Regions from separate parts of the Homo sapiens genome. Here region 1 is linked to region 2. Evidence: read pairs that join two places in POLR2A ChIA-PET (ENCODE). Cell type or tissue: GM12878. All regions are shown on one strand.

The links. Peaks named below come from ENCODE experiments on the same cell type or tissue, not always from the same donor. Only the 100,000 strongest peaks of a DNase experiment are listed, where the experiment ranks them.
Region 1: POLR2A ChIA-PET joins it to region 2 with 5 read pairs; 7 of 35 experiments call an interaction of 5 or more read pairs at or near these places.

Annotation. Positions count from the first base shown.
Region 1 is chr15:84,986,807-84,989,306 of GRCh38, reverse strand. The region is part of intron 1 of PDE8A (phosphodiesterase 8A); the gene reads right to left. Among named protein-coding and RNA genes, the nearest start is that of PDE8A, 6.2 kb to the right of the region's middle. RefSeq lists enhancers at 1,170-1,259, 1,290-1,379. In GM12878, no CTCF peak of the experiment used is centred here; a DNase peak (open chromatin) is centred at 1,002; H3K4me3 peaks cover 644 bases; H3K27ac peaks cover 1,795 bases.
Region 2 is chr15:85,085,583-85,088,082 of GRCh38, reverse strand. All of the region lies in intron 6 of PDE8A (phosphodiesterase 8A), which reads right to left. Among named protein-coding and RNA genes, the nearest start is that of PDE8A, 100 kb to the right of the region's middle. In GM12878, no CTCF peak of the experiment used is centred here; no DNase peak of the experiment used is centred here.

The DNA.
Region 1 (2,500 bases), 99 kb after region 2:
CAAAGCCCCCCATCCCAAATTATTGGAGGTCACCCTCAAAGTTCTGGGAAATCTGCAACATCCTTCCTGTGTGGATGGGCAAACTACACATGGTGCCTGTAGCTAAGACATGCAATATAAACTTGTCAAAACAGCTCTCTGACATGATACTCTACCACTCTTTACCACACAGAGCAGAACAAAAGTAGAACAGAAGGAGGGGACTCAGGAACATTGCTTAACCCTAACTCAGACAAAATTGGAGGCAAAAGCTTTACTAATCACCCCACAGATTAATCACTGGCTTAAGGGTATTTTAGCTTTCTGTTAAAACACAGAATACACCCCAACAACTTTTGTTAAATCTAAACAAGGTGAGATAGACTCGTGGAACATGAATAAAAGCCCTTTCAGCCTTAGAGACTGGTGTACTTATCCAAATATTTACCAAGTGTGCCAAGCACTTTGGGAACTATAAGGAAACTAGGACACAGTGCTTGCCCTCAAGCAGCATATAATCCAGCAGAAGGCTGAAGACAGAAATCCTAGGCTCACACGGATACAGGAGCAGGTCCCAAGAGCAGAGAAAAGAGTGCAAGCCAGCCAAGGGCTCAAGGAAGCTTTCAGCTGGGCCTTGACTAACTCCTGAGAAGATAGGTACATGCAGCACTGGTGGGGGAACAGCACTCTAGGCAAAGGGCAATGGAAAGAACCAGCTCCTGGGGAACTCTTGGTAGGGCAGGCTGCCTGAAACCTGAGCAGGAGAAAGGGGAAAGGAAAAAAACTCCCAAGGGATGCCCTCCCAACTCATTTCAGACAGCAAAGAGGGCAGATTCAGAGGGCGTCACAAAATATCTAGCTTCAGGAGTTAACTGGCACAGGGCTGAAGATGACTTCAACTTCCTCAAACACAGGAACCTAAGGTAGAGCTGTAACCAACTTCCACAGTAAGTCGAAACTTAACAAAATCCTGATAATGCAGATTCAAGATGCCTGCTTAAAACCCAGTTGTCCTGTGAAATCTGTAGCTTAGCAGAAGACCAAAGAATGGGAAATGCAATGAACATAGCTAGTTAACAGAGAGCAACAACCTAACAGGTGAGAGCCAGGACCAGTGGATTTGAATCTCAGCTTAAATGTATGACCTCGGACAAGTTTCTAACCTCTGGTGTCTTATCTGCTAAAGGGAAATGATACCTGCCACCTCACAGGGTTGAAAGGATTAAATGAGATAACATCTTTAAAGCATCTAACATGGTGCTTGCAACACAGAGGGCATCCAAGAAATGGTGGCTATTATTAATATGAATAGTTTGCACTCTAAGAACTGCAGAATCCATCACCTCCTACTGCCTCAGTGTACTGAGAAACCAGGATGAAGCCACTAAGCTTGGGTAAGACTGAGGGCTTACTCATGTCCTAAGTACTTATCCCTCTGTTCTTTTTTTTAAAATTTTTTAAAATATTCTGTCCTTTAAGGTTACTCTGGGATGTCTGCCTCACCCTGTGTCCTCACATCATGAACCTTCTCCTATTTAAGAACCAATCCAAGGCCGGGCGCGGTGGCTCACACCTGTAATCCCAGCACTCTGGGAGGCCGAGGTGGGCAGATCACCTGAGATCAGGAGTTCAAAACCAGCCTGACCAATATGGAGAAACCCCATCTCTACTAAATATACAAAAAAAAAATTAGCCGGGCATGGTGGTGCAAGCCTGTAATCCCAGCTACTCGGGAGGCTAAGGCATGCGAATTGCTTCGACCCGGGAGGCGGAGGTTGTGGTAAGCTGAGATCGCACCATTACACTCCAGCCTGGGCAACAAGAGCAAAAAACTGTCTTTAAAAAAAAAAAAAAAAAAAAAAGGAACCAATCCAAATGGGTAAGCTATCCAAGGGAAAACCAGTCATAAGCCACTTCACAGGAAACATTTGCGCCAGAAGGGACCACAGGCCCTATCATAAACCTTACCTCAGCAAGGCGAGGGTCAAAGCTGGTCAGGGACAGGTTTCAGGTAACAGAATTGTGACAATGTCTATCTTAAGAATCACACTTAAAGTTATGGTGGCAATGACAGTAAGTACTAAAAAACATATGCTATAAATGCAAAGTATTTTATGTATGTAAAAGGAATTCAAGAAAATGAATAAAGAAATATCTTTCTATATACTGAAAAGCACAAGAACACAATGAGGGAACTCACAACCCCTGAGCTCTAGAGATAAACTGTAGTCACTTACTATGGCAGCAGAAAGTTTGGTCTCATTTTTCTCAACTACACTTTCAAAGGAAACTTTCAGTAATTCCATATAATCTAGCAAGGGTCAAAGACCCCTACTGGAGGAAAAAAATCAGTCAGGTCACACACAAAGAGAAAATTGCTTTAGTTTAGCCAAATGTAAAATTTTGAGTAATCAGTTGGGCACAGTAACCCACACCTGTAATCCCAGCACTTTGGTAGGCTGAGGCTGGGGGAATCACAGGAGCCCAGGAGTTTGAGCCTAGCCTGGGCAGCACAGCAAGA
Region 2 (2,500 bases):
TGCATCACTGCACTACAGCCTGGGCTGGGGATAATAAAAATGTTCTAAAATTGTGATGACTGAAGCACAACTCTATGAATATACTAAAATCCTTTGACTATACCTTAATAAGGCTGTTTAAAAATAATAAGATCAAATAACCTGAAATCCCAATACCCAGACGTCTCAACATTCTATTTTATAGAAAAAAATCTAATTATTTTCAATAAGCATTGAAAAATGTTCTAGGCATTAACTTGTACAAATGCATATGTAATATGCATACAAAAACAAGATCATACTCTACAGTTTTATAATCTGCTTTTCTCACTGGCACACTATACATTAATCTTTCCATATCAATAATTTTCATTCTTTATCATCACTTTAAATAACTATATAATATTCTAAGATTATATTATGATTTATTCAATAAATCCCCTATCACTAGACATTTAGGTTGCTTCCAGGTTTTTTCCTTGTATAAGTAATCTCCCAAAGAATGATTTTAAGATTCTCTGGCCTCAGAAGATGAAAAAAAAGAAAACTGCCTGCTTATAAAGTGCAGAGATACTACTAAGTAAACTCTAAAAATAACAATGCTGGCCAGGCACGGTGGATCACACCTGTAATGCCAGCACTCTGGGAGGCAGAAGTAGGCAGATCGCTTGAGTCCAGGTGTTCAAGACCAGCTGGGCAACATGGCAAAACCCTGTCTCTACAAAAAATAAAAAATTAGCTGGCCTGGTGGTATACATCTGTAGTCCTAGCTACTTGAGAAGCTGAGGTGGGAGGACTGCTTGAGCCCAAGAGGTCAAGGATGCAGTGAGCAGTGATCACACAACTGCACTCCAGCCCAGGCAACAGAGTGAGACCCTGTCTCTAAATAAGTAAATAAAAAAAACAATGCCTTTACATTATTGCTGGTATTACTAAACTGTCTCACTAAAGACAATAGCTTAGCCAATAAAAATTAGCTCATTTTTAGCATGTAAAAAAAACCAGGAGATAATATGTAAATTTATAGCTCAATAAAGTTGTTATTAAAAAAAAAAAAAAAAGCAAAAAACATGCTGGGCATGGTGGCTCACACCTGTAATCCTAGCACTAGTCAGAGTTTGAGACCGGCCTGACCAAAATGGTGAAACCCCGTATCTACTAAAAAATACAATAACAACAAAAAATTAGCCAGACCTGGTGGCACATACCTCTGTAATACCAGCTACTTGGGAGGCTGAGGCAGGAGAATCGCTTGAACCTGGGAGGTGAAGGTTGCAGTGAGCAGAGATCATGCCACTGCACTCCAGCCTGGGCAACGGAGTGAGACTCTATCTCAAAAAATAAAAAAATAAAAAATAAAAAAAGCAAAAAACAGTAAGAAGTTCTCACCTCCAATATAACAAGCTTGGCGGAGATGGATCTGTGAGAAGCCCTACTGGGTTTTATCATACTTTTTTTTAACTTTCGCAGATACGGTAAATAAAAAAATGTTAAATCATTTGCATGTCTTTATTAGTGAGGTTGAACATCTTTTCACATTTATTGGCCATTAATATCTCTTGTGAACCACTTGAACATGTCTTTTAATATTTTTCTAATTTTTAATTGATCATTTTTCAATTGATTAATCAAAGCTCTTCATGTATTTATGAGGATATTAACCTAATGTCTGTCCTATATGTTACAAACATATTTTTCCCAGTTAGTCATTTGTCTAAATTTTGAACATTATTTAAGGTTTATTTTAACTGTAGATAAGCTTAACATTTTTATGTTGTCTAATCTGATTATCTTCCTTTATAAAATGTGGCTTTTATAAGTGTTAGTTTATAATGACTTCGTCATCCAATTATGTATGTCCACTTTTATTTTTTAGTACTTACGTAGCCCTACTTTTTCACATTTAAGTCTTTAATTCATTGGAGTTCATTTTGCGGGTAGGACATGAGATTGGAACGTAGCTTAACTTTCTTTCCAGCTAGTCAACCAACTATCACAACTCTAGTCACTGAAAAGTCCACTTTTTCCCGTGTTGATTTAAAATGCCATGTAATCATATGCTAAATTCTTTTTTTTTTTTTTTTACTTTTTGAGATGGAGTTTTGCTCTTGTTGCCCAGGCTGGAGTGCAGTGGCTCGATCTCAGCTCACTGCAACCTTCGCCTCCCGGGTTCCAGTGATTATCCTGCCTCAGCCTCCCAAGTAGCTGGGATGACAGGCATGCGCCACCACGCCCAGCTAATTTTTTGTATTTTTTTTAGTAGAGACGGGGTTTCATCATGTTGGCCAGGCTGGTCTCGAACTCCTGACCTCAGGTGATCCACCAACCTCAGCCTCCCAAAGTGCAGAGATTACAGGCGTGAGCCACCCTGCCCAGCCGATCATCTACTAAATTCTTAAATATATCCAAGTCTGTTTTTTTTTTTTTTGAGACAGAGTCTTGCTCTTGTTGCCCAGGCTGGAGTGCAATGGCACGATCTCAGCTCACTGCAACCTCTCCTGTCTCAGCCTCCTGAGTAGCT